2 separate regions of the Homo sapiens genome follow, and region 1 is linked to region 2. A link is a loop called in an ENCODE intact Hi-C map of the cell type or tissue named here. Cell type or tissue: Caco-2. All regions are shown on one strand. Links, peaks and the distances in the headings refer to the core of each region. The heading gives the core; the rest is flanking DNA.

The links. A loop is a pair of places that touch in the nucleus more often than their neighbours do. Peaks named below come from ENCODE experiments on the same cell type or tissue, not always from the same donor. Only the 100,000 strongest peaks of a DNase experiment are listed, where the experiment ranks them.
Region 1: a loop joins it to region 2, with 3 times the contacts of the local background. A loop is called at or near these places in 3 of 110 quality-filtered maps.

What each region holds. Positions count from the first base shown.
Region 1 is chr3:181,721,852-181,732,895 of GRCh38, reverse strand. The region is part of intron 6 of SOX2-OT (SOX2 overlapping transcript); the gene reads right to left. Among named protein-coding and RNA genes, the nearest start is that of SOX2, 15 kb to the right of the region's middle. RefSeq lists an enhancer at 4,570-5,308. In Caco-2, for the core only: a CTCF peak has its summit at 6,150; DNase peaks (open chromatin) are centred at 5,705 and 6,045; H3K4me3 peaks cover 1,556 bases.
Region 2 is chr3:181,846,161-181,857,204 of GRCh38, reverse strand. It overlaps the pseudogene PSMG3P2. Among named protein-coding and RNA genes, the nearest start is that of LINC01206, 100 kb to the left of the region's middle. RefSeq lists an enhancer at 8,086-8,707. In Caco-2, for the core only: no CTCF peak of the experiment used is centred there; a DNase peak (open chromatin) is centred at 5,904.

The DNA.
Region 1 (11,044 bases), core at 3,469-8,468, 120 kb after region 2:
AGGCCGAGGCGGGTGGATTACCTGAGGTCAGGAGTTCGAGACCAGCCTGGCCAACATGGTGAAACCCCGTCTCTACTAAAAATACAAAAATTAGCTGGGCGTGGTGGCACATGCCTGTAATCCCAGCTACTCGGGAGGCTGAGGCAGGAGAATTGCGTAAGCCCGGGAAACGGAGGTTGCAGTGAGCCGAGATCATGCCACTGTACTCTAGCCTGGCCGGCAGAACGAGACTCTGTCTCAAAAAATAATAATAATAATAAAAATAAAAATACAAAATACAAACAAATTAGCTGAGCATGGTGGTGGGAGCTTGTCATCTCAGCTACTCAGGAGCCTGAGGCAGGAGAATCCCTTGAACTTGGGAGGTGGAGGTTGTGGTGAGCCAAGATTGTGCCACTGCACTCCAGCCTAGGCAACAGAGCGAGACTCCGCCTCAAAAAAAAAAAAAAAAAAAGGTTTATTTCTTTACATACTTCATACTTGCACTCACTTTCTCTCTCCTCTACCCCCAACAGGAAATATTGCTTTCTCTGACCCTCTGCAATCTAACCTTAACACTACAGAAACCATGAGCTGGAGATAACTGCTTGCTTGCAGTACTATTTATGAAACAGTCTCTTTTTTTCTTCCCTAGGAATCTATCCCAAAGGATTGAGCAATGTGCTGTGCTGCTACTCCACTAGATCTGAGTGAAAAGGTGGGTGCTGCAAGACCATCTTAACCCTTGCAATGGTCTGGCCAGCAGCATCTGCTTTGTTACCTAGTTCCGTGAGCTCATTCTCAGCTTAATTTTAGAAACATATCTAGGTCTACATTTATCTATTTAAATGTCCTCCAGTGTTTGTCAGTACTGTGCCACTGGCCAGGTGCGGTGGCTCATGCCTGTAATCCCAGCATTTTGGGAGGCCGAGGCTGGAGAATCACCTGAGGTCAGGAGTCCAAGACCAGCCTAGCCAACATGGTGAAACCCCGTCTCTACTAAAAATACAAAAAAATTAGCCAGGTATGGTGGCAGGTGCCTGTAATCCCAGCTACTTGGGAGGATGAGGCAGGAGAATCGCTTGAACTCGGGAGGCGGAGGTTGCAGTGAGCCGAGACCGCACCATTGCACTCCAGCCTGGGCAACAAGAGCAAAACTCCATCTCAAAAAAAAAAAAAAAAAAAAAGTACTATGCCACCAATCCTGGCACATGTGTCTCTTCTATGTAACGTCTGTCATTACACAAAGCATTATAAAAACGTAATTTGCAACCTTACAATATACCCTTACTACAGAAATCATTACATTAGCATAACAAGCACAAAGTTCCAAGGTAGTAATTTGGTTATAGGTCTAAAATCCTTCCAGTTCCATCAGATTTCTATGGACGTATGGTATTGCCCTTCTGCAACTAAGGGCTGGGTCAGTGGATCTCTTGCATGAAGGAAGTTCTGCTGGGTGAACAGTTTGTCCTTAGGGACTCAAAGTCAGAGTTGGAACATTTCTTAAAGAATCAAGATACCTTCATCTCTTTTTTTTTCTTCCTCTTTTTATTTCTTCTTGACCACCAAGGAAACATGTCTTGAAAGGTATTCTTCCACAGGTGTTTCATTAGACATGTGCAAATATCAGGATTTATCTCATAGGCAATACAAGCACTTTTGGTCTTCCTGCTGGGGGATGGAGTTTGGGAAATTTGACTTCTATCTACCCTGCCATTTGTGGAGGTACAGATTAGCCGCAACTCTGCTGAGGCAGGATTGGTGGTGGTGGTAGGGGTCAGTAAGATTGAGATGTATTCAGATGTTAATTTACACCTGAAAAGACAAAATGTAGTCACCCCATTGGGGGTGACTTGAGTTTCTGCTGAATAACAGCCATGAGTGCTTCCTTGTGAAAGATGAAAGTTGAAATTGAGGGGGCAAGTAGTCTGAAAGTTATGGGAACAGGAAGAGAAGGAGCAGGGACAGCCTTGATGAATAAAACAAAATGAATTTAGCCATCAGTTGTAAATCTATTTTCAACTCTTCCTTCTCAGTGAAGTTTTAAGATACAACGGAAGATGGTAATTTCCACTTTACTAAATATTTGGAGATTGTCTATGGAATCCGAAAGTGTTGGTGTGAAATAAGAATGAAGAATTAGCCTCACTTTTCTGCCATTTGGATGGGTTTTCTTGTTCCACATAGTCTGTTTAACAACTGCTATCCACCTTGCTTAATGGAATCCCTAAGTACCCCGGGAGTAACTAAGGAAAAAAAAATCCTTCTACATTCCACCACTGCCTTTAACCTCAAACGATAGTAAAGGGTTCATTCAGACCCCAGGACCACACTGAGGCATTAATTAGGCTGATGAAATCCATCGAAATGTATGGATTCAGCATAATCAAGTTTCTACCACAGACTATCGTTAAGGAATACGTGAGCAGCTGGGAGAATAGAAAGTACTGTTAGAGTTAAGTCATGCATGTAATTGAGTATATTTAACATAACCATTTTAATGATCAGTGATTAAAAGTGCATCTTACTTAAATGGTATATCCTCTGCAATTTGTTCATATCAACTTGATAATGTTCTCAAGAGGAAAAAGTAGGGATACACATTTCTAAACAAGATCTTGTTTGAGTTTGGGGGAAAAAAGCAGGAAAGTGAACTAGAAAGAAAAATGTGGCTTTTGCATGCAGACAGCTACATGAGTGTGATATAAATTAATCACTGTTGTGGACACCTTCTGTGCTCAGTTCATACAAAGTATTAGGAATATATAATAAGTGATTTTGTTATTCCTCAAAAAGAATATATTTTTCCTTAAAGATGCTTTCTCTGTTTGACATTTTTTTTTAAGGGGGCAGGGGTATTGCTGCTCAAATCCTGTTGATTTTAAGAGCTTCCCTTAAGATCCTGGGAGGTTCATATTTCCAATTCTTCTTCCAACCTGTTGGGTTGGCTTATCTTAGTGGAACTTGCCTCTGTGAAGATAACAGTGGGAAGAAGAGCAGGCATCACACGGAGAAAGATGCACCCACATATGACGGACCAAGAGCACAAACAGTTCAGAAACCCGCAAAGGGGAAATTAGCTGTTCAAATCAGCGAGGGGCCTGAACCAAAAGCCCACGCGTTTAGAGGCAGACTCTGCTCTCCTCTATTCACTCGGACCTGGCCAGTTAAATGGAGTCATTGTGGAGCCATGCACAAGCCAGCCCCACTCCTTTTGTCGTATTTTCTCAGCTTTTGTGCTCAAAACACGCAAATCACTGATTACTTTGCCCAGGAAAGAATCGAAGGAGAGAGGTGGATCTAGATCTACAACCAGAAGTGTGTAAATCATACAACACCTACACATCTATGCAGGCACTAATAAAAGTGAGGGTTTAGAAGGGATGCCCAGCTCCCAAAAGTTGCTTCACAGGGCTCTTTTTATCTCCCTTCACCCCTGCCCCCACTCCTATAGAGAAACAAATCTATTCTCCCGCTCAAAATAGGGTTGAAGAGTGGCACATCTTGAATGTCGGGGAGTTGCACCAAAACTTTTACAAACCTGCGAGAGAAAGGAAGCCACAAGCACGTAAAAGTATGTTGGCACATACTATTCGGCTTGCTGCAAACAAAACAAAAATGTTTTCAGGGAAAATTCATTTGATGCCTTTCTTTTCACCCAAAAGCATGTTTTCTTTGGCTTGGAGGGACAGCTCTTGGGAAATCAGGTCTCTCAAGGAGCACTCCCACCCCCAACGTATAGTCTATAAATATAGTGGAAGAGCCATGCCAGGGGTAGTAAGTGCAAGAGAATCTGGAGTCTTGAAAGCATCTTTTTCTTCTGGCTATGGTGGCACTTAAATGATAATGCGGGCAATGGAGCTGGGAGATTTATATCTTTTGGAAAGTAGGGCGAGCCAGATGGTAATAGCGTCATTAACACACAAACTTGGGATGTGCAAGTGAAGCTTGAAATTGGGAAAGAGATCAGGAGAACAAAGGGGGCTGCTGTTGAAAGGCTACCCCTCTTCTGCCGGGCAAAGCTAAGAGCCCCTTGGTACTGGGGTCTGCTCCTGCCCAGAACTGGATAATAAACGACAGCTTTCCCCCTCCCCTGTTGTGACTTAGAAAGCACCAAGAAAACTTTTGCAATAGGCAAATTCGGCACTTATTATGTGTAACCCTTTGTAGTCTGAAGTGGCAGGAATGGGCCTTTAATCCAACTGCACTTCCACCCCACTCCCTACCCCAGTTTGATAAGCCCTAGCAATTGTTGACATTTATTTTATAAAATCAAAGTGCCGCTTGTTGTATGTTTCAGACAAAAGTTCATTTCCCTCCCCTTATGTAAATACTCTAAGTAAATATTAAAGGTTGAACAGCACTACATTTTCATTTTGGTGACAGCGGTTGGTGTGAAGGTGCTGAGGGGGGTTAAACTCTAGTTTTACTTTGTAAAGCTTTAACCTTTACGTTAACTCCCACTGAGTAGGTATAATTCAGAGAGAACAGAGAAGGCATTAAGACAAGATTAACAATGGCATTAATAATAATAATGCATGTTTACAATAAACACCCCCACACACCTCTATAAACAGGCAAGGAGGTATGAAACTAAAGAAAATGAAATTAATAACATTGTTCTCCTTTTTATAAACACAAAGTATGTATGTAGGTACATACACACACACATACATATATACACACATATGTATATGGTTTCTAGGAAGACAGCAAGGGTAACTAACGGTCATTAAGTATTGACTGGCTTGAGTGATGCCTGTTAGCGACTAAAAGTTGACGAGGTCTAAACTAAAATCGAACGTTTTTCTTTTTATTCTTTAAAAAAAAAATACTAGAGCTCTTTAAAAGCCCGGAGGACTTACCCTCAGGGATTATTCAGAGAAAAACTGAGACTGGCCGTTCGTCACAGGCAATTGTAAAGGGTTTCAAAGGGCCGATCAAACGATCGCCAGAGTAATCTACATTCAAGTCCGGATGATGGTGTTACGGCACACACCTGCGGGGTGTTTGCTGTCCGTGCCCCTCGCCGAGCTACAAATCATCATTAAAGCGAGCTGCTTAAGCTTCTTCCCAGCTTCTAGACAAGAGTTACTTGGGACAGTTCACTTTGATATTGCTGCAGCTCGCAATTGACAAGCAAGCTATTTTGGAGCTCAAGCCAGAGCCCACATCCTAATGCGCTTCGCGAAAGTAAGCAGGGTGGTTGGGGGCAGGGAGGGGTGAGCAATTGCAAAGGTCTGTCTCTTTCGCCAATTTCCAGAGCAGAATCACCGCAAAAATGTGTAGGAAACCAGGTTAAATCAGCTGAAACCCGCCTTGAGTTTCTAGTGAGGGCCCTCCCAAAACTTCTTTACTACAACTTTTAACCGACCCATACTGTGGACATAATCTCACCACCTCAGTTTCCCTCCTTCCTTCTCTTAAGTACCCACAGTCGGGTCAGCACCCAACCTCCATCAGGGTTGGTATCTAGTTTGAAACTTTCACTTTTGGTTCCTTGGTTTGCGATTATTTTCCCCCTTTTTGTGCGGACTGTGCCCTCGCTGCTCTCACTGCCCTCACCTTGAGGGGGAAAATAATCCGGAGTTGGGTAAAAAAGAAAAAGAAAGAGACTTGAGGGTCGGACAGCTGGAGGCGGGGAAAGGGGGGGGGTCGATGTGGGTTTCTGTCTGCGTCTGCCTGAGTGCCTGCAAGCCCTCGGCAATCCGCGTGCGACCCACTGGCGGGGGCGGGGTGGGGGAATTAACCGGCTATCGGTGATGCCAAGATCAACACTCGGAGCGAATGTATCAATAGACCAATTTTCTGCTCTTACCGCGAGCTTTTTCGTTTCAATCCAGAGTGGAGGTGTCTGCGCTGCGCAAGACGCAACAGCACAGTGGCGTCAGGCAAAAAAAAAAAAAAAAAAAAAAAAAAAAAGAGGGCGCTAGATGCGGGAGGCGCAAATATGGAAATTAACTCATTAGGAAGGGGTGTGGTTACCGCGAAGCCCCCTCCTCCATCCCGTCCTTTCTCCCTTGCTGCCACCGTCCCGGCTTGCTAAATATGAGATTACAAACAAACAAATAAAGCAGAAGCTGACTACGCAGTCCCAGATCAAACACGCTCCAGATAATTCGCTTCACTCAGCGCTGCGGCCAGATCTGCAGCTCAGCGCTGGCCCCTGACGCCCGCCGGTGTTTCAGCGCCCCCTCCACGCCAGCCCCGGCTGCCGCAGCTCTGAAAGGCAGGGCCCGCGGCGGCGTTTCGAAGGCACAGCACGTGGCCCTGACGCCCCGTTTGGTATACGTTTTAAAACATCAGACAAACGCTTCCACCAATATGGTGACCGTCTGAGGCCTTCTGCTGATCTCAGAGGTCCTCTCCTAAATGCTGCCTGAAGAGGATGAGGGTGGTGGTGGTCTCTGGGAGAAAAACAAAAAACAAAACAAACTAGAAAGTAATGTCCCAGAGTCCCTGGCCAAGAGGCTTTTCCCGGGGCGCCGCACTCCGCGAGAGGTATCAGTAGTGGAGGGCTCCGAGAATACGGAGGCTGGGGCCTGGAGGGGGTCTGAGCGTTGAAGTCCCGAGTTGCGATATTATTAACCAAAGACCAGGTTACCAAGATTGAGGGCGAGGAGGCTGGAGAATCTGCAGTGCATAATTATGTGCCGAAATAAAATGTTTCAGTGGGGGGAAAGGGGGTAAAAAGAACACGCAAAACCTCTCAACACCCCCACCCCACCCCGCCCCAGCTGCCCTGCCCCTAGGTCCTCAAAGCCTGCCTCTGTGCAGGGCTAAGGGAAAAAATGGCACTTTTATGGTTTTCCTTCCTGCGTGGCTCGCCTCCTTGTCCCTGCTCCCTGCCTGGCGCTCCCCCAGCTGCGGGCCCCTTGGAGGAAGGCTGCCCAGTCCCCTCGTCTCCCGCTGCCTGCAGGCCACCGAGTCTCAAAGCACGCATTGTCCAGCGGGGGCGGGGAGGCCAGCAGACCCATGGAGAAGAATAACACTGCGCCCAGCTCCTGTTAGGGAAAGTTTCCCAAATGCACTCCTTGTGGTAACATACTACTTTAAAAGATGGGGGGGCGGGGGGGATACGTTTTGAAAATCCGCTGCTTTCTCCAATTCTTCACCCTCTCCCCGTCACTTTTTAGGTCCTGAGAAAGAGAGTGGACCGGGAAGAAACTGGAAGGTGGCATGGAGGGCCAAAAATGTGAACCTGACTCTAGAGCAGTCAATGTGATGGTTTTTAAATGCAGGTGGGAAGAGTGAAGGGGGGATGTCTTCTCCCACGTCTGGTTGGGAGACAGATGCATGGCCGGTGCGCTGGGGGTTGCAGGAAGACTGGGCCACGAGGGCGCGTGTGCAGGCAAAGCATTTTGCACCTCCTGTTTATCTTAGAAACGGGGCGGAGGGGGGTGGGTGGGGAGCGATTGTTCTGCTTCCCGACAGGCAGAAGAAGTTGAATAAAATGGAGAGGCGGGCACACGCAAAAACAAAAACTGCTGCAGGCTCAGAGTCTTTCTCCTTGACCCGAATTCCAAATGGTGGGGGCTCTTCATTTGCAAAGGACTCCGATGTCTGAAGACCCCAGAGACAGCGGTCCTTCAGTGACGGCAAAAGCCGCGATAGAGACCGTTAGAATTGGGGCTTTTGGGGCAAATGTAATTAATCTTTCATTCGAGCAGCGGGGACCCATTCCTTCTAGGCGTTGTCGTCTGCATTGTAGTTCTCTGAGTTTCATGTGCTCTTCCAGGCGTTTGCAAAATAATGGCTCAGGTCCCTTGCAAAACTCTGCCTGAAACAAGTATATTCCAAGACAGTGCGGTAGCGAATAGGTTTTAAAAATCAAATCAAAACAAAGTAAAACCAAAAAAAAAAAAAAAAAAAAAAGTCCCAGGCCCATGCTCTTGGTGTCCAACCACCAAAATGAGGGAAGGGGAGAATAAGTGGTTGTGGCTATTTGGGAGTCGCGCTAATTTGGTGTGTGGACTTAATGCCTTAACGCTAAATCGGCAATATAAAGGGCTGAAGAGCAAGCCCGATAAAAGCTCTAATTACTACTGGAAACTTTAGGTGGTTGCTAGGATCTGAGGACCACCACCACCACAAAAAAAAAAAAAAAAAAAAAACCCTCCAATAGAGTGTTTGGACTGCGTATATGGGGGTGGGGGGTAGAGCTTGTAGAGGCGAATAGTACCCACATCTGCTGGAACTTCCATATCTAAGCTGTTCATTTACGGGAGCCAACTTATGAAATCTCCACAATTAGATCTTCATTGTTCTTCCTCCACAACACTGTCTAGAAAGAAAAGGTCTTCTCGGTCGGGGCCAATCCAACGAAGCGTTTGACGTTATTAAATAATAAAGCGATTGTGATTTACATTGTTGTTCAGAAAAAAAGGCCAATTATCCACTGTTATGTTGCCATAAAGATCATATTAACTCGAATTAGTAATCAAACAATATGCGAGCGTTTAAAAAAGTACAGCCGAACTGGGTGACAGCTACCGCGACGTCTTCACTTTCACCAGTACACCCGCGCCGGCAGCGGGAGCGAAAAAGGCAGACGCCGCAGACCCGAAAGGAGGGAGAGAGCAGCAAAGTGGTGATTAACGGCTCCAGTGTTAATTATTCTCAATTAATCCCAAACAGTGCAAACCTTCCCTGGTTCCCTGCAAGTTCCCTGGTTCCGATGCTCTGAGAATTCTGCCTGTCTGGGAGGAGTTTATAAGAACTACGGAAGAGGCAATTTCCACACAAGTGTACCTGTGAGCAAAGGGGGTAGGAGTGCAAGTGTGTGTACGCATGTTGTGTGTGGTGAGTGTGATTGTGAGGTTCACTACCTTTCTCAGAGCCTGGCGTGCACCCCGAGGTAGATGCCGTGGTGGGCAAGGCCCGCAGCATCTTCACGACCCTAGTGAATCTTGCGTCTTCTCTACTCAAATCACCCTCTCTCGTCCTCTGTTATTAGGTTTATAACTCGTTGCCCACTTAAATTTGTGCAGCCAACCACGGAAATCTAAATAGGTTTGAGTCGCCCCATGGGTACAGAATGGAGGCTTTAATAAGAAAGATTAATTGTGGGTGTGTACCGGCCGGAAGACGCGTTAGCTATCAAGTGGCGGCTGGCTGTGGGTCGAGGGGCGGGAGACGCCTCTCCTAGGTCTAGACGTTAGTAGGCGCCGTAGGCATACTCTAAACGCGGGCCACCTAGCGACTCGTAGTCACAAGCAAGCAAAGGGCTACACAGCACTCTTACCATCTTTTCCTGTGTTGAGGTTTTAAATAACTTGTCCTTTACTTACCCTGCACATCAAATCTTCTCGCCCTGCGCCCAGCACCGCCAGACCCCGCATTCCTGGTGTCCATGCGGAGGAGAGGGGACTTGTGACCGCTCTCCTAGGAGGTCTACCTATTCCCGCCCCCATCTACTGAACAATATTTAGGCGAATGATTGATACGTTTTGCTCCTGGGGCTAGAATGTTGATATTTTTTGTTGCCGTGATGAAACATGTGTATGGCTACATGTGTTTTTTAATACACACATGTAAGCAAGTAGGGAGTAATTTTCCCCAGAGAGATGTTTCAGCAAGTCAAGGCACAGGGGAGAATCAGCCAGCGGCAGGGCCGCGGGGATCTCTCCAGGCGCAGTGGTGGCACTGAGGGAACTGTCCTTGCCCGCAGTGGTGGCACTGAGGGAACTGTCCTGGCCCTTTCCTCACCCCTCCCTCTTTCAGCTAAAATGTTCAGATCCGGGACTAAGAAGTGGCGAAGTGGGCGGGGGCAGAGAGGAGTAGGGACTGGGTCGGGGATGAAGGAATTGGCTAGAATAGTTTGTCTAGTAGTGTGCCCCCCTTGAGTAATTCCATTTAAAACTTGAGGCACCAAGGCCTGGGCTTCAACAAATGTAAAACGAACTCTTGGAAGGTCCAGTCCTTGCAGCAGCAGGACAGCCAAAAGGTGGTCGCATCTTTGTTCAGAGTTTTAAAACAGTTGCTGCCTTTCCTAACCCTCTTGTTTTCCTCCACACCCCTCTTCCCAGTAAAACCAATTCAAAAGGGGGCAGAACTCCACTCCACAAGATTAATGTTTGTTAATTTGTAGGATTAACCATCTCATGAAGCATAATAAAATACTAGAGGTGCTCTTACCTTTAAATAAATACATAAAATTTGTGCCTTCTCTCCTTTCCTGTTTGATCTCTCTCAGGACATGGAAAACAGTGTCTTGGAACCTAATAAGTCTTAGAAGAACTTTTAACTCAGAGTTTTCACATCATCTGGGGTTGCTGTGGGCATTGGCATTGGGAGAGGATGTGGAGACCAGCTTACTTTTAATATCTATAGCTATACATTCTGGTTTGGAACTCACGATTAAAAATCTATTTGTTCCTCCCAGGGCTCTGCGGATTTCAATGTTGGTCATAGGAGCCGCAAAATGTTCATTAAAGGAACCTAACCAAGGCTACTGTATGGCCACTTTGTGAACTCAGAACTATGGATGGGGGGAAAAGTATGAAAGTGTGAGTTGATGTCACGCTGGCTGTCAGTGTGTGGTCTATTGTGGAGAATGGTGCTTTTTGACTGAACAGAGGGAGCCCCCCTCCCCCCTTCCCCAGCTCTACTGCACCTGCACTGGATGAGGGAGTCCCTGCCATTCAGCCCATCGCAGATTGTTCAAACAGAAGACATCTCTGACAGCACTCAATTCATTACATTTCTTCCTGCTTTTCAAACCAACACACACACACACACAAAATGAGTATTGCCAGCCAGTGACAGCCAAAAAAAAAAAAAAAAATCTTAAATACTTTATATGCAGCTAATTTGGAAGCTCATACAACTAACCATGAAATATTTTGTATCCTTAACTTGTAAGGCTTCCTGGGGGTGGGGGGAACGGTTGAAATTACCTGATTTTTCCAATTGAGAATATATCTCCATAGTTTATACGGGGATAGTAAGTTTGTAGAAAGACACTGCTAGCATGGGGCAGAAAGACATTTCGATGAGAATAAAAGCAGAAATGTGCAAAAGAGAAAAGCCTCTGATTTATCACAGCAGATGAGCCTGTTGA
Region 2 (11,044 bases), core at 2,871-7,870:
TTTCTGGAGACGAAGTCTCCCTCTGTCACCCAGGCTGGAGTGCAGTGGCATGATCCCAGGTCACTGCAACCTTCGCTTCCTGAGTTCAAGCGATTCTCCTACCTCAGCCTCCTGAGTAGCTGGGACTACAGGCACGTCCCACAATGCCCAGCTAATATATTTTTTTGAAATGGAGTCTCACTCTGTTGCCCAGGCTGGAGTGCAGTGGCGCGATCTTGGCTCACTGCAACCCCTGGTTCACGCAATTCCCCTGCCTCAGCCTCCCAAGTACCTGGGATTACAGGTGCATGCTACCATGCCCGGCTATTTTTTTTGTATTTTTAGTAGACATAGGGTTTCACCATATTGGCCAGGCTAGTCTCAAACTCCTGACCTCAGGCAATTTGCTTGCCTTGGCCTCCCAAAGTGCTGGGATTACAGGTGTGAAGCACTGCACCCAGCCAGAATGCCTACATTTTAATCTGAATCTGTATTGCCAGCTTTCCCTCTCAAGGTAGCACCAAGTCCATCCCAATTTGAGTGGATAAAAATGCCTCCACCCCCTCACTGCACCAGGTATTATCAACCAGTTTACTAAGGAGTCACATTAACTAGACCAATCAATTCACTCTAGAAGGATGAGGACGAATAGTGGGCATTTCAGAAATATTCTTGTTGCTGAGGCTCCAGGGGGCCAAAAGTTTAATAAGAGCAACCAGGTATTTTCACAGAAGAAGAAAACACATCATTTTCTACTCCTTTTACCCCCTACACAAAATAAAAACAAAACAGAAACAGTATATTAATAAGTGCCATCCTGTATCTGTATCATTTATAATGTGTAGACTCAGGTTGTGAGGATATGAGTCAAAATCCAGGCATCAGATTGAGAAAAGTCAGAGAAAATCGATGAATGCGTTTAGTTTTAGGTAGGAAGCTAAAGAAGTGAAAGTCCTAGATACATGCAGAAATGATTGTCTATGGAAAGTGATAATGTCCTAATGTGGAGAGATTAATTTGGAAATTTCTTCACCTCAACTGAAGAATTTACAGTGCTTTAAAAACTTATATCAGGGGCCACTACATAGAATACATTGTTCTCAGACAGAGTAAGTACTTTTGTGGTTAGGTAAGGCAGTGCTAGAAACTCTCAAGAGCAGCTTTCTCTGGGAAATCACACTTGCTTCTAACAAGAGCTGTGGCTGTGAGCCACCAACACTGCAGGGACACTCATGCGCCTGGAGGTCCCTAGACAGCAGAAAGGAGGGAGTGACACCTTGGTCAATCCAGTACGAAAACTATGTTTGGGTGATGATGGCTCAGGCCCTGGCTGGCTTTGCAACCCTGGAGCAGCCACTTAACATCTCCAAACCTCTGTCAACTTTCTTGTAAAGACATCAGCAGGATGATTTCTAAGATGTTTTTCAGCTCTGAAAACTGTCAGATTGTAAACTAAAAGTACTGATTCACAAATGTTTGTGTGTTATCAGATTGACTTGGAGAGCTAATAAAGAGCACAGAGGATAGGATCTGGGCTCTGGTGAGTGTATCAAGTTCCCCAGGTGATTTTGATACTGACCAAAGGTTAAGAACCACTGAACTAGGGAAAGGATGAGAATCGGAGCATAGATTTTTGAAAATATATAACTGTTAGGAGAATTAGTGGGATGATACAGTAAAGTGTAAAGTGCTACTAAAATATTATGATTACTGTATTACCATAGGGCCTTATTTACCAAATGACTTTAATTCTGGAAATGATCAATTATCAATTATGGTCATGTCTTTGTCCATCTGTTAAAAAATGTCTCCATGGGCCAGGTGCAGTGGTTCATGCCTATAATCCCAGCACTTTGGAAGGCCAAGGCAAGCGGATCACTTGAGCCAGGGAGTTTGAGACCAGCCTGGACAACATAGTGAAATCTCGTCTCTGTTAAAAATACAAAAATTAGCCAGGCATGGTGGCAGGCGCCTGCAATCCCAGCTACTCTGCAGGCTGAGGCACAAGAATTGCTTGAACCCTGGAGGTGGAGGTTGCAGTGAGCCGAGATCATGCCACTGCACTCCAGCCTGGGCGACAGAGCCAGAGGAAGACTCCATCTCAAAAAAAAAAAAAAAAAAAAGAGAGAGAGAGAGACTCCTGACAGTAAACAGATCAGTGGTCACCAGGGATTAGAGGGGAGGGAATGATGAATAGGCAGAGCACAGAGGATTTCCAGAGCAGTGAAAATACTCTGTATGACTGGGATAGTGGAAATCATTATACATTTGTCCAAACCCATAGCATATACAGTACTAAGGGTGAGCCCTAATGTAAACTGTGGACTTTGGGTAATAATGGTGTGTCAGTGTAGGTTCACCAATTGTAATAAATGTACCACTCTGGTGGGGAATGTTGATAACAGAGGAGGCTATGCATGTGCGGGGCAGGAGTATGTTGAAAATCTTTGTACCTTCCTCTCAATCTTGACATAAGCCTAATACTGCTCTAAAAAATAATGTCTTGACCAGGTGCGGTGGCTCACACCTGTAATCCCAGCACTTTGGGAGGCCAAAGTGGGAGGATCGCTTGAGCTAAAGATTTTGAGACCAGCCTAGGCAATATGGTGAGACCTCATTTCTTTTCTTTTCTTTTCTTTTCTTTTCTTTTCTTTTCTTTTTTTGAGAGAAATCTTGCTCTTAACCCCCAGGTGTGAGTGCAATGGCTTGATTTTGGCCCACTGCAACCTCCGCCTCCCGGTTTCAAACGATTCTCCGGCCTCTGCCTCCCAAATAGCCGGGATTAACCACGCCCGGCTAATTTTTGTATTTTTTTTTTTTTAGTAGAGACGGGGTTTCACCATGTTGGCCAGGCTGGAGTGAGACCTCATTTCTACAAATTTTTTTTTTAAAGTTAGCCAGGTGTGGTAGTGCATACAGTCCCAGCTACTCGGGAGGCTGAGGTGGGAGGATTGCCTGAGCCTGGGAGGTTGCAGTGAGCCATGATCGGCCCACTGCATTCCTGCCTGAGCAAGAGAACAAAATGCTTTCTCCAAAAAAAAAAAAAAAAAAGAAGTTTGGAAAACATCTTAATAAGTGTTCTTGCCACAAATAAATAGTATGTGAAGTTATGCATATGTTAATTAGCTTAATTTATCCATTCCACAATGTATACCTATTTCAAAACATCATGTTGTACACTATAAACTACACAATATTTATTTTTCAATTATAAATAAATAAATATTTTAAAAAGTGTCTCCTTCGTTGGGAAAACCCACACCAGTCTCGTTGACTTTCTGGCCTTGTGATCAGTCTCCAGCATTCTAGCTCCTTGTTTCAGATGTGGTACATGTCTCTCCACTGCTAAGGACACTAATACTAACTCTTTCATGAGGTTCCTCATTTTAAAGCTTTCAAAGCACTTGCAGATTCATTTCATTTGATTTCACACTCATCCAATAGGGTGAGCAGAACAAGTATCACTATATCCATTTTGGGATGATAATTTTTCAGGCACACAGGTACTTCTTAGAAACACTGCGCCCTGGACTATAAGCCACTTGAGTTTAGGTGCTGATGTCTTGCTCACTGTTGTGTGCTTATCTCTGAGGATAGAAGAGTTCAGAGTAGATGTTGATAAGTATTAAATATAGATATTAAATTCTGCCACTCATTTCCTAAAAATGCTGAATTTTGACCTCAGCAAGGATAATACATCTCCTGTTCATCTCCACCAGAACTTATGGTTCAAAAGGGCAGAGATTTTTTACCTCATTTGTTCACTGCTCTATCCCAAATACCTTGAACGCTGTCTGACTCATATTAGGTACTCAATAATTACTTTTTAAAATAAGCAAATATGCTTGAATCTTTAATGCCTAACCCAGAGCCTGGGCCAGAAATATGCTTACTAAGTGTGTGCTGGGCCAGGTACGGTGGCTCACGCCTGTAATCCCAGCACTTTGGGAGGCTGAGGAGGGCAGATCACCTGAGGTTGGGAGTTTGAGACCAGCCTGACCAACATGGAGAAACCCCATCTCTACTAAAATTACAAAAAAAAAAAAAAAAATTGTCTGGGCGTAGTGGCGCATGCCTGTAATCCCAGCAACTTGGGAGGCTGAGGCAGGAGAATCTCTTGAACCTGGGACGCAGAGGTTGCAGTCAGCCAAGATCGCACCATTGCACTCCAGCCTGGACAACGAGAGGGAAACTCCGTCCCAAAAAAAAAAAAAAAAAAACTGTGTGATGAATGAAATACTCTAAGGGAAGAGAAAAGAGGGGAAATTTAAATATCAAAGCTAATAAAATCAAATTGTCTCATCTATAGTAGACTATCAAATGAATTTCTATTATAAGATGCTACCGAATCACCAACAAAATGACCATTTGATTTTTTCTTTTTTTTTGAGATGGAGTTTCACTCTTGTGGCCTGAGCTGGAGTGCAATGGTGCGATCTCAGCTCACTGCAACCTCCGCCTCCCAGGTTCAAGCAATTCTCCTGCCTCAGTCTCCCAAGTAGCTGGGATTACAGGTGCGCGCCACCATGCCTGGCTAATTTTTGGTATTTTTAGTAGAAACAGGGTTTCACCATGTTAGCTGGGCTGGTCTTAAGCTCCTGACCTCAGGTGATCCACCCACCTTGGACTCCCAAAGTGCTGGGATTATAGGCGTGAGCCACCACGCCCAGCCAATCGTTTGATGTTTTAAACATGTATACACATTTCTTTGGTTGAAAAGAACAGATTTTAAAACATGTATGTTTTTTTGAAAGGTAAGTGAAAAAGCAGCTTAGAATTAAGTAAAATAAAATACATGCATTTAGGCCGGGCGCGGTGGCTCAGGCCTGTAATCCAGCAGTATGGGAGGCCGAGGCGGGTGGATTACGAGGTCAGGAGTTCGAGACCAGCCTGGCCAAGATGGTGAAGCCCCATCTCTACTAAAACTACAAAAATTAGCCAGGCGCGGTGGTCAGAGCCTGTAATCCCAACTACTTGGGAAGCTGAGGCAGGAGAATCACTTGAACCCAGGTGGCAGAGGTTGCAGTGAGCCGAGATCGCACTGCTGCGCTCCAGCCTGGGAGGCAAACTGAAACTCATCTCAAAAAACAACAAAAAAATACGTGTATTTAAAAAAGACTGGGAAGGTTCATTATGTCTGGATAAATAAGGTTTTTATTTTAAAAAGTGAAGTTATTAATTTAAATACAGACAGGGTTTCACCATGTTGCCCAGGCTGGTCTTGAACTGCTGAGCTCAAGCCATCTGCCGACCTCAGCCCCCAGAGTGCTGGGATTACAGACATGAGCCACTTTGTCCATCCAATAAATTAGTTAATGGCCGATTTTTATGTTCTTTTCTTATCCATACTTTCTGAATTTTCTATGCTACACATTCATGGCTTTTATAATGAGAAAAGAGTGAATACAAAAGAAAAATACATAGAAGGGAATATATTAAATACATAGAAGGAAATACATTAAAATTCAAACAATCATTTAATGGAATGGTGAGGACGTGGATTATAATTTTAAAAAGTATTGTCTATTTTTAAATGTTCTTGAATTATTTGCATTACTTATATGAAAAATTTGACATTGGAAACTTGCAAGAATCTAATTTGCTGTGCAGTCTGAGATACACTCTACAAAGTCAAATATTTGTGAGTAACTTGAAGCACACACCAAGTGTCAAGTTTTGAAAAGGGAAACTTTCACAGGTTATCAGCCAAAAACGTAAGTTGTGACTTCCCAGAAAATCTCAGGAACTTTTACCTATAGGCACCAAAATATGCCCCAGAGGGCTCCTAAAGGAGTAGGGAGTGGGGGTGGGGGCCCAGTGGGGGAGCTGCTGTGGATTCTTTAGTATTCACCTATAACTTCTTTGGCAGCAATGATTGATGGATGATATATAATTAATTTCACTTGACAAGCATAAAGGAAAAATTTCCCCGAGCCACTGTAACCTGAGCTAATGAAACCCTATTTAACCAAGGGTGTGTATTTAGACTGGATCTTACCTTAGTGACTTAGCCATTAGTAGGAATTCATTGTTTACCTTTAGGATTCTTATCAGTACTTAGACTCTGTTTGCATGTGATTTTCACCAGATTGCTCAACATACTCGGCGTTATACGATTTGGAAATAAGTGAAAACATTGCAAGATCACAAAAAGCTAATCTCAACTATCTAATCTCCTTAAAACTTTATGATTTTCTCTTCTCTTTCAGGATGTATTATGGTATTCTCTGGAAAGATTCTGTGAACAAGCAAGACACCTGTTTCAGGTCTTGTTAAATACCAGGTCTTTCCATTTCCTTTAAGCCTTTCAGAGATTTAGGCCATGTCATCATACCTGATCACTTCATACCTGAACCCCACAAGGGCAGCAGCATCCTCCGGTGTCTACTACCCGTGAGACCCCCTCTAGAGAAAGTTCCAGAAAACAAGATGAGTTCAAAGAGTTCATAAGGAACTTTTGGGGGAAGCTACAACTATTATTAGTTAACACTGAACAGGGAGCCAGGAGATCTAGATTCTTGTTGTATTTGCCCTGTTCATATGACTTTGGACAAACCACTCATCTTTTAGGAACCTTCATTTCCTCATTTATATTGAAGACAATTGAAGTAAAGGACCTCTAAAGTCTGTTTCAGTTTGAAAATTCTCTGTCTCAGAAGAAATCCCTTATGAAGATCAGCAGCAGGAGGGCCTGGGGTGGATTGGTGGGCCCTTCCTTCACAGTAAGAGAAATAGGAACTCAGGCAGGGTCTAAGTCTCTGGGGAATTTTGAGTTACTCTCATCCAATTCTGCACTTGAAAAACTGAGAAGTGAGACTGTGGATTCAACACTCCTGATACCCTTTTGAAATCAAAGGCCTGGCTGCATCAGGTGAGTTGGCATTTGTCTTTCTCCTGGATAATTGGAGCTATGCTTTTATTTCCATGGGGAAAAAAACAAAAAAAAACAAAACTCATAGCCATAGCCTTGCCATGCAGAAGTATTCATGAATAATTAGGGGACAGTGATAGCTGAACAACAAAAGAGTTGGTTCTGTGAGCCCTCAAATTTTGGCAGCCTTGGGAACACTCCAAATGGAGGCCTGGTCTAGGACTGCTGTAATGTCATCCAGGGCCTGGGGTGTGCTACACCCCATCACCGCCTTCATTTACCCCCACCCAGATGACCCTGCCATCTGTCAGGTGTGCTCACAAGAGGTGGCACAAATCTGTGGATGGGGAGAAGGTAGCACTCTGGCAGCAGCCTCCTCCTGCCTCCCTGCCTGGGAGCCATGTGGCAGTTTTCTTCTCTTTGACATCCAGGCTGAAGAAGGTTTTAGCCTTCATTTCTACACATCTACCGTTGCTGGGCAGCTTACCTCCCTCCCTCAGCCTTGCTTGGGACCCCTGGCTCCCTGCCTTCTGCACTCTGCCACCATTTTGGGTACCTCAGAGGCACATGCTAGAGTCAGGCCCTGTTTCCCTTTTCTGCCTCCTCCAAAAGGATAGTGCTATGTTATTTTTCAGCTCAAAATTCCACACTCACTCTATTTTCTAGTAAACAAAAATTTGAAATTTTTAGCCCAACCGTCAATGTTCCTTATTACCAACATTGCCTTTTGCCCACTCTACACACACACACACACACACACACACACACACACACACACTAACATTCACACATAAACACACTGTCTACCTTTGCAGAGCTCATTTATGTTGCGAAGTTCAGCTTTAATGACTCTTTCCCTGGGAAATCTACCCAATATCTTTCAGCCTAAAATATTCTCTCCTCTGAACTCTTATAGCTTTCTGGTTCCTCCGTTGGAGATATTCAGCACTTTCTTTCTTTGTGTTTTTTTTTTTGTTGTTGTTGTTGTTTGTTTGTTTGCTTGCTTTTTTGAGACAGAGTCTTGTTCTGTCGCCCAGGCTAGAGTGCAGTGGCCTGATGTCAGCTCACTGCACCTCCGCCTCCCGATCTCCTGCCTCAGCCTCCTGAGTAGCTGGGATTACAGGCGCCCACCACCAAGTCCAGCTAATTTTTGTATTTTTAGTAGAGACAAGGTTTCACCATATTGGCCAGGCTGGTCTCGAACTCCTGACCTCAAGGGGTCCACCTGACTTGGCCTCCCAAAGGATTTATAGGTGTGAGCCACCACACCTGGCCTGATATTCAGCACTATCTAACTAAAATCACAGTTATTTTCTTCTCTACTAGGTTGTAGGTTTCTTTTCTACTAGGTTGTAGGCTTCTCAAAAGACAAATTACACAAAGATAAAACAATTACCTATATTTTATCTTTGTGTATTTGTAGCAGAGTATACGCTACTTGGCTGGGTGTGGTGGCTCACACCTCTAGTCCCAGCACTTGGGGAGGCTGAGGTAGGAGGATCACTTGAGGTCAGGAGTTCAAAACCAGCCTGATCAACATAGCAGAGCCATGTCTCTACAAAAAAATAAAAATAAAAAATAAAAAAAGCTAGGTATAGTAGCATGTGCCTGTAGTCTCAGCTACTGGGGAGGCTGAGGCAGGAGGATCCCTTGAGCCCAAGAGGTTGAGGCTGCAGTGTGCCATGATTGTGCACTGTACTCCAGCTTTGGCAACAGAGTGAGACCGTGTCTCTAAAATATGTGTGTGTGTGTGTGTGTCTGTGTGTGTGTGTGTGTGTCTGTGTGCGCGCTACATAGTAGGTTCTTAAAGACTGCTCAATGAATGAAGAACAGAGGTCAACCAGATACTACAGACTAGTTTTTACATACCTCTGTGTTGCTAAGGTGAATGCAGATTTGAGTACCAGAAATTGGAATCCACAACTTAAAAATAATACAGTTCTCCTTTTTAAAGTGCAAATTTCTTTCCAATAAAGGATAAACCTTTTTTTTTTTTTTTATGACAGAGTTTTACTTTTGTAGTCCAGGCTGGGGTGCAGTGGCACCATCTGGACTCACTGCAACCTCTCCATCCCAGGTTGAAGTGATTCTCATGCCTCAGCCTCTGGAGTAGCTGGGACTACAGGCTATTCCTGACCTCAGGTGATCAGCCCACCTTGGCCTCCCAAACTGCTGGGATTACAGGCATGAGCCACCACGCCTAGCCAGATAAACTGTTCTTCACAAATCAAGATGCCACATCTAAGTCACTTACTTCTGTCATACTCTCATGATAACCTAAGAACACCCATGGACCAACCCTCTCCCCAGAAAAATGCACATGTACACATCCAGACAAATACGTACAATTTTATATTTTTATTGAGTAACAATTTCAAACTTACAAAAAGTTGCAAAAATAAAAATAGCATTAGGAACATCCACAGACTGGTGTGGTATGGGTGCAGTTGCCATTAAAGAGACTCAGCCATGGAAGGCAAACCATTGGTGAAACAGGTAAAGTAGTGGGTGGGGTCCCACCAATGTGGTGTGCACAGCCTTCAGCAGTCACATCCTGGAGATGGTGACCCAGTTCAGGAAGGTGGGTACGCTGATCTCCCTAGAGCCCAGAAATGTAGCCTCAGTGACATCAACAAACCAGTACTCACCACAAAATCTCCTTCTCAGCCAGGATAAGCCTCTCATCCATGTCTTTGCAAAGAAACTGGTGCATTTGTGTCTCAAGAAGCCAGAAACAAAGTGGTCCTCCCAGCTATGGCCATGAATAACAAAAGCATGGAGTGAATGAAGGTCTTGAAGGAGGTGATCTGGGTGTGCCAGGTGTGGTGACCTGGAGGCAGTAGTCACGCGCTGTCAGCAGGATGTGTGGAGACTCAGACATCCACTCAGTGACTCAAAGACCCTCCTTCCCTCACAGTCAGAGGGAAGCACTTTCTCTGGCTCTAGCCTTTGAAGGCAGAAAATATATTCATGTCTCAGGCAGACTCTTACTCTCTTTAGTTACTAATATAATCTACGAATAGAGGAAGAAGTGGAACATGTCTCAGGGGAATGAATAGTAACTGGTTCTCACTGGGATTCAAATAGCTGCTTATATTTAAGAATTGGGCCAGGTGCAGTGACTCACACATGTAATTCCTGCACTTTGGGAGGCCAAGGCAGGCGGATCACCTGAGGTCAGGAGTTCAAGACCAGCCTGACCAACATGATGAAACCCTGTCTCTACTAAAAATACAATTAGCTGGGCATGGTGGTGGGAGCCTGTAATCCCAGCTACTCCAGAGGCTGAGGCAGGAGAATCACTTGAACCAGGGAGGCAAAGTTTGCCGTGAGCCAAGATCGCACCATTGCACTTCAGCCTGGGTGAAAAGAGTGAAACTCCATCTCAAAGAAAAAGAATTGAAACAACGAACCAGCAGGCATGACGCATGACCCTCAATCTCAATTGTAGGAGTACATTTCTTTTTTTTTATTAAACATAAATATGTGTTCCCCCTTTCCCAAAAAATAAAGAAACATCTGCTGGGCATGGTAGCTTGTGCCTGTAGTCCTAGCTACTTGAGAGGCTGAGGCAGGAGGATCTCTTGAGCCCAGGAGTCCGAGGCTGGAGTGACTACAAAGCCAGACCCTGTCTCTTAAAAAAAAAAAAGAAAGAAGTTTTCATGTATCCTTTACCAGATTCACCTATTAACATCATTTGTTTTATGATTTTATTCCTCTGGCTTGCCCATTCTCACTCTGTGTGTGTGTGCGTGTGTGTGTGTATATGAGTGTGTATCTGTGTGTATAAAACTTTTTCCCAAAGAATATGAGGGTAGTTGCATATATTAGCTATTTACCCCAAAATATTTTGATGACTATTTCCCAAGAATAGGATATTCTCTTATGTCATCATAAGAGACATAAATTTCATAAATTTATATGCTTTTTTGTTTTTTGTTTTTGTTTTGTTTTGTTTTTTTGAGATGGCGTTTCACTCTTGTTGCCCAAGCTGGAGTGCAATGGTGCAATCTTGGCTCACTGCAACCTCCACCTCCCGGGTTCAAGTGATTCTCCTGCCTCAGCCTCCCAAGTAGCTGGGATTACAGGTGCGCACTACCACGCCCGGCTAATTTTTTTGTATTTTTAGTAGAAACGGGGTTTCACCATTTTAGCCAGCCTGGTCTTGAACTCCTGACCTCAGGTGATCTGCCT